Regions from separate parts of the Homo sapiens genome. Here region 1 is linked to region 2. The links are chromatin contacts, found by Hi-C or POLR2A ChIA-PET in ENCODE. All regions are on one chromosome and are shown on one strand. The core of a region is the stretch at or near the end of the contact, and the rest is flanking DNA. Distances in the headings are between cores, read along the strand shown.

Region 1 (3,696 bases), core at 856-3,355, 340 kb before region 2:
ATGAGTCAAGACTCTATAGCGTAATTTGATGGATAACACAAAGACAAAAATTAACAGAATTACTAGACTTCTGTCCTTAGTGATTATTTACAGTTTAGGTGTTTATTTTCTGTCTTTTTCAACTAGACTGTAAGTTCCATGAGGGCAGGAACTTTGTCTTGTTTGTTCTTATTTTCCTAACATGTAGAATGGCGCCTGCAAATAACAGTTGCTCAGTAAGTAGTTTTACATTGCTTGAACCACAGTGATAGGCTGTGATGAGTACTGTGATAGCAGTATGCACTGGTGCTATGAGAGCACAGCATTCACTCTGTCTTGAGGTTCAGGGTAGGCTTCAGAGAGAAGGTGACATTTGAGCTTGAAGAGTGAGTAGCACTTCATGAAATAGAATGAGAGAGAATGGTATTTCTTTTTTTTTTTTTTTTTTTTTGAGAATGGTATTTCAGAAAGGGTGGAACACCATGAATAAAGCAATGTGTTATTAAAAAAATAGTATGTTTGGGGGATAATAAAAAGTTTATCTTTTGAATTCTGATACTTAAATAGTCAACAGTATGCATGGGAAGTAAATTTCCTTCCATACAGGCATACATTACTTCATGCAATAGTTGTGAAACAAGGACCACAGGGAGATGCAAGCAAATTACGTTTAAAAGACTATGGAGTAAAATTCTTTTGTCAGGTGGATTAATCTATCCCTAATGAATCTCTCCCGAGAAGCTTTTCCCTCCAAAGGTCTATCTTTTTCCAAGACGTTTATTCAGGGAGGTATCCTTCATATCTCCCTGAAAAGAAAGAAAAGTAAATAGTGGCTAATGCTTTTAACAATGATTAAAAAAATCAGAAAGGTCAAGGCTTTAAGGTCATTTAATGTGAAGAGGAAATAAGATAAATGTTCAGCATTTAAGGATTATCACTAACCCAACTTTTCATAAACACAGAATAGTGGAGGTGGAACCTGCAGAGACTTTTATTCAGGGAACATCCACTGCGGGACAGGCAGATGCTTTGGTATCCAGGCTGCTCCGCGCCGCCAGCTGCCCAAGTAATCCTCACAACAGCCCGCAGAGGTAGGTATTAACCACCCTTTGTTTTACAGGTGAGGAAACAGAGGCACAAGACGGTCAGGTAACCGGCTTGGAGTGATGAATGAAACTAAAATAAGCGCCGACCTCGAAGCTCATTTGGTCTTTCCCCAACCCCATGCGGCCTCATTAAAGAGACTTTTTTGATTAGCTATGGAGAAAACGTTCTTCATCAAACATGAAATGCAATCCGGAAGGCACAGGTTTCTCTCTCTCTCTCTCTCTCTCTCTCTCTCTCTCTCTCTCTCTCTCTCTCTCTCTCTCTCTCTCTCTCTCTCTCTCTCTCTCTCTCTCTCTCTCTCTCTCTCTCTCTGTCTGTATGAAGTGGCTTCTGGGGCCCCACGAAGCAATGTTCCCCCAAACAGCCCCGGACGAGGGTGTCTATAATTCATCCTGTTATAATTAACCCCGGGGTTACGGTATTGCTTCTAAAGCCCTTGTTGAAATGCAGATATGGACCTCGCAGGATTGACACGATCTCTCAATTACACCTAATTAAAGAGCTGGCTCTTTGAGAATCTGACCCGACTGGGCCAGGAGTGGGAAAGGCGGGGGCTGCCGGTTGGGGTGAGGGATAGGGTTCTGCAGTCCCGGGAAGGCAGGTGAAGGGTGGGGATCAGGATTGGAAGAGTCACTGGGTGCTCGGTGAGACGAGGGAGGTTGGAGCTGAACTAAAACAAAGTTTGACTTCTGGACAATTATCCAGGGAGAGGGCGGGGAACACACCTTGCCCGGACTGTCTGGGAATCCCATTGACAGGTCATCTCAGGTTCACCATCTTCCTGTCGTGGGCTCCTCCAGGGAGGCCACCCGGGAGCAATTAAACTGGGCCACACCAGCCACCTCCCACAGCAGCGGGGTCCGCAGATTTAACCCTTTCCCCCCAGATTCCGGCACTGGGTGCCGCGCTCTCTCCCCCAGCACCGCGCCCGCGCCCCCGGCTCCCGGACTGGGCATGCTCAGTAGCCGCCCGCTTCGTGCTCCCAGGGAAGCCTCTGCACGCCCTCCCCCGCTGCTCTCGGTCGCCTCCTCGCCGCCAGCCGCCCCGGGTGCATCCCGGCTTGCTCCGCTCCACGCGACCCAGATTCCTGCCCCGCCCCCGCCCCTTCCGCGCCCGCAGCCAGTGCGGCAGCCGCGGCCGCCCCTGTCCAGCCTCGGCGCCCGGGACCGAGCGCGTCGCTCGCCGCCGCGGAGCGCGTAGCCGGAGCGCCTGGGGAAGGCGGAGATGAAGACCACGCCGCCGCGCGCCGGGAGCTGCTGAGCCTACCGCCGCCAGAGTCCAGGTGATTGGCGACCCCAGAGGAGCCTAGGGAGTAGGGGCGAATGCCCTTGGGGAGGAGAGAGGTGCGGCGAGGACGCGAGGCATCACGCAAGCTGCGCTGTGCCTGGGAGGCAGCAGAAATGCTAAGCATCGGGGGCAGAGAGGGAACGGGAATGAAAGTGCACTCTGCCTTGGTGCAGGGGCTCCGGGGTCACCCAGGACAGTGATTTCCCCTTCTATCCTGTCCTCCCAATTAACACCCGAGAGGCTGCAGGTCGGCGCGAGAGGCTGTTTGCATCTCGGCCCGGGCGTAGGTCGCCTAGCGACCTAACGCCGAGGGCTCGGGGAAGGGATCCCAGACAGAGCCAAAATGGAAGGCGGGACAAGGGCGGCCTGGCTGGGGCGAGGGGCTGGTCTGGGTCCCTGGGAACCCCTTGCCTTGTGGGCTTCGGTCTCCAGGGAGGAGCTAGGCAGCCGGGCTGCGGGGCCGCCGGACTGTGGGGTCCTCCGCGCAGCGAGCTGGGAGGAGCGGTCGGCTGGGCTGTTGAGCTGCGCCTCCTCCAACTGCTGGGAAACTCCGCACTTCAATATTGGAGCATCTCTTTCCCGGGCAGGTAGAATTGGACAGCCGAGTGGGGAGTGACAGCTGACAGCTGACGGGGCTGTTAAAAGCAGAGCAGTGGAGTGTGGTGGTGGGGTGAGCTGTTGTGGGTGCTTTTTTTTGTTTTCCAAGTGTGGGTACGGGCTGTTCTGACTCAGTGTTTATGCTCAACCTCTAAGCGGCGAGTTCGGTAACACATCTTATGAATATTTCAGGAACGACCTCACGGGCTCACTTGCTTCAGATCAAGTTTAATGAATATGTTGTCAGCCTTTCTGCTCTGCACAGTGCCCTGAGCTTTCCACATTTCATCCCTTTCCCCCACCACCTAGGAAAATACGCTGCTAACCCCCAGTGGGCCGTAGATTGGTACTATCAATTGAGTCTGTCATTTGGAGAGACCAATTTTGGGCAGGCATCCAGGCATTGTTCTGCATCTCTGCAATGTATACGTTTTGTGCCGGTGGCTTGACAACCGTCCTTAACTGGTGCTGCCAATATGGTGGAAAGCAGGTAGTATGCTTGTATTGGGATAAATGTCTTAATTCATTAACCTATTATGACAACACGTAGTTACAGCAGACTTAGTCATTCCCTCCCCCAGAAGTTTTCTCGGGGGTCAGTTTAGTTGGTATTTTGCCAAAGGCACACTCTTGTATCTACATTGGGAGGTATTTCTCTCATCTTAATCTTTTTCATAGGAAGAAGAAATAAATGTCTTCTCTGTAAGACATCACTGTCAAGAACAC
Region 2 (3,316 bases), core at 348-2,847:
CTAAACACACACTTTTATTTATTTATTTATTTTCTTTGAGATGGAGTTTCGCTCTTGTTGCCCAGGCTGGAGTGCAATGGCACGATCTCAGCTCATCACAACCTCTGCCTCCCGGGTTCAAGCAATTCTCCTGCCTCAGCCTCCCGAGTGGCTGAGATTACAGGCATGCACCACTACGCCCGGCTAATTTTGTATTTTTAGTAGAGACGGGGTTTCTCCATGTTGAGGCTGGTCTCGAACTCCTGACTCAGGTGATCCACCCGCCTCAGCCTCCCAAAGTGCTGGGATTACAGGCGTGAGCCACCGCGCCCGGCCTAACACACACTTTTAAACTGTTTCACTTTTTAAAGATAAACCTTGACGTCACTATTACTCAATTTGAGGAAAGGCACAAGAAAGTAGTAAGATCTCACCAGAATTTAAGTTCTGCTTTGTTTACTTACATCATTAATCAGACATGAGCTAAGAGACCACCTGTTCGCTTTTTTCTGACTTAAACAATGGAGACCAAGGAGAGCTGAAAATTTCATGAGCTTCTCAACATTTCCCCGGCTTTTTTTTTTTTTTTTTTTTTTGCCACTGTCCCCAGGGTTGGAGGGCCCCAGAGGGTATGGGGATGATACTTGGCGTTTCTCACTCTTCTGTGGTACTCATAGCAGTGAAGAACAGACAGTGGCAGCACGCAGCAACAGCCAGAGCCCTTGCTAGAAGCACCCAGAACTGGCTGTGCAAATTTATTTCAATCCTGCCCAAAACTCCTTCACCTTAAAATGCCTTGGAGGTGGCTCTCATCAAGACAAGAAAGCAGGGTGTGGTGGCTCACACCTGTAATCCCAGCACTGGGAGGCTGAGCCTGGAGGATCACTTGAGGTCAGGAGTTCGAGACCAGCCTGGGCAACACAGCAAGACCCCATCTCTACAAAAAGTTAGAAAATTAGCGGGATGTGGTGGCCCCCGCCTGTAGTCCCAGCTACTCAGGAGGCTGAGGTGGATGGATCGCTTGAACCTAGGAGTTTGAGACCAGCCTAAGCAACATAGCGAGACCACATCTCTAAAAAAAAAATTTTTTTTTAACCCAGAAGAAAATTAGCCAGGTGTGATGGCTCACACCCGTGGTCCCCGCTGCTTGGGAGGCTGAGGTGGGCAGATCGCTTGAGGCTGCAATGAGCCGAGATCTCACCACATCAATCCAGCCTGGGGGACAAAAAAAAAAGAGGAATCAAAGCAATGACCCAAGTTATGGCCTCAGGGACTTCCAAAATCAGAGCCCTAATCTGACCAACCCGCCCTGACGCCTGTAAGAAAACGACTCTCACTTTTCATTGGCTGACCCTCCCGGAGTTGAGACCTTGCTTCATTTTCCTTGGTTGTTGCTGCTGTCACGTCTTCCCGCCACGCCCACTTTCCTGCCGGCGCCCAGTGAGCGTTGAGGGAGAGTGATTTGCAGCCGGTCAGGGGCGGGAGTTCGCGGCAGCAAACCTGCTTCCCCCTCCCACGCGCCACCGCCCCCGCCCCGCCCCCGTCCAGAGGCCCCGCCCCTAGCCGGGCCTGGCCCCGCCTCTCTCTCCCGAGAGGGCGGGCACCAGGCGGCGGCCGCAGCCGCAGGAATATGCTGGAAGGCGGCGGGCGGGCGCCCGCGAGGTGCTGAAAGGACAGTTCCCGCCGCCGAACTTAGCCCGCGGGTGGGGCGGCCCGGGAGCCAGCGGGGCACGTGAGCGATGGAGACCATCTGGATCTACCAGTTCCGCCTCATCGTGATCGGGGACTCCACCGTGGGCAAGTCCTGCCTCCTGCACCGCTTCACCCAGGGCCGCTTCCCCGGGCTGCGCTCCCCCGCCTGCGACCCCACCGTCGGCGTGGACTTCTTCTCCCGCCTGCTGGAGATCGAGCCGGGCAAGAGGATCAAGCTACAGCTCTGGGACACGGCGGGACAGGAGCGGTTCAGGTAGGGACCCCGGGGACCTTGGGCACCGCGCCGCCCCCTCAGCCCGCCCGGACGCCCCTTCCCCAGGCGTCCGCCCCGCCGGCCCTGGTCGGGAGAGGCTCTGGCCCTTCCCTCTCGAAAGTGCAAACACTCCATTCTCGCTTCCCCTTTGCCCCTCCTCTTCCAGGGACGACTTCCTCCTCCGCAATTTCTCACTTCTTTCTTTGGCGCCCATTTCCTGCGCCCCCTTTCCATCTTTCCTTTCCCGCCTGAACCGGGGTCGTCCTCGCCGCCCCCTCTTCCCCAACTCTTTCAGCCCCTGTGGGTATTTTTATCCCCTCCGGCTCCCCGGCTGCCTTCTTCCCAAACTCGGCTTCCCTGGCTGCGCACAGCATGACCCGACCACCCTCCTCCAAGCAGGCGCCCCTTTTCCTACCCTAACCCAGCGGCTCCCACGCTGTGTGGCCGGGGAGAACCGCGAGGGAGGGTTCCCAGATTCGTGATGGATCCTTTAGCTTCACAGCAAGGAGCGCTCCAACCCAGGTTCCTGCATGAGCTCACTGGGCATGGTTCACAGAGAGGTGGATGCGGTAATGGTTTGGGCACCTCACAGCACTGAATGTGGTCATCAGAAATACTGGGTCATGACCCGTGGGAATGGGTCTTGTAGGTTAACTAGATGCAACATCAGGGACACTGGCACAGCTGAGGGTGTGTGTGTGTGTGTGTGTGTATGTGAAGGGTTGAGTTGTCTTTAGAAGTTTGTCATGTTTGGTGGGAAAAAGACATATATTGAGATTCGCCAGGAACTTTAATTTTGCTTATGATCAGTACTTAACGTTCCAGGGTGATAATATTTCTAAAGACAGAAGGAGGGATCCAAATGAATAGTCTCCTCCTAAATATCCGCTGGGGACATGAAGGGTTTCACAAAGGCGACTTGTGTAAATAAAAAGTAAATGAAATTATATGCATTTCCTGAATATTTGAGATGGAAGCAGGTTTAAAGCAAATTTTAAATGTCTAGGATTCAAAGGCACTTCGTTTTAGAGGAAGATGGTGAAACTGATGTATTGTACTGTTCTGTTTCTTAAAGACTGCATTATCCATTGGAACTCATTTAAGGAAGCATTTTGCGTTAGTCAGCAAGTACTCTGCTTGTGAAATGCAGTGTTCCATGAGGGGACTTCCCAAACATGGCTTCCCCTCGCCCCCAGCCAGCATCACTGCGAATGAGATCAGCCTACATCTGTGAGAATGGTCCAACATTCAAAGTTTTGGCTTCCGTTCCTAGCAATGATGCTGATTCATAGAGATAATGAGTGAACTGCTTAGCTTGCTTATACCTTAGTTTTCGTGTGTGTGAAGTGGAAAGATGGTAAGGCCAGCGCT

Evidence for each region. Hi-C counts contacts between places; a loop is a spot of excess contacts on that map. ChIA-PET counts read pairs that join two places held with the same protein, here RNA polymerase II (POLR2A). Pooled maps may share reads with other maps.
Region 1: a loop to region 2 is called in a pooled map, with 4 times the contacts of the local background. The contact joins the promoter of ELMOD1 here to the promoter of RAB39A in region 2. A Hi-C loop is called at or near these places in 5 of 50 pooled maps. POLR2A ChIA-PET finds 5 or more read pairs at or near these places in 3 of 52 experiments (A673, activated CD4-positive, alpha-beta T cell and activated T-cell).

The regions. Positions count from the first base shown.
Region 1 is chr11:107,589,042-107,592,737 of GRCh38, forward strand. It overlaps ELMOD1 (ELMO domain containing 1), which reads left to right and starts at 2,106. Exons shown (of 12, transcript NM_018712.4): 1 at 2,106-2,368. RefSeq lists silencers at 1,989-2,098, 2,159-2,298 and an enhancer at 2,549-2,608.
Region 2 is chr11:107,926,851-107,930,166 of GRCh38, forward strand. RAB39A (RAB39A, member RAS oncogene family) reads left to right here and starts at 1,598. Exons shown (of 2, transcript NM_017516.3): 1 at 1,598-1,945. The coding sequence starts at 1,719. RefSeq lists silencers at 1,334-1,823, 1,854-2,073.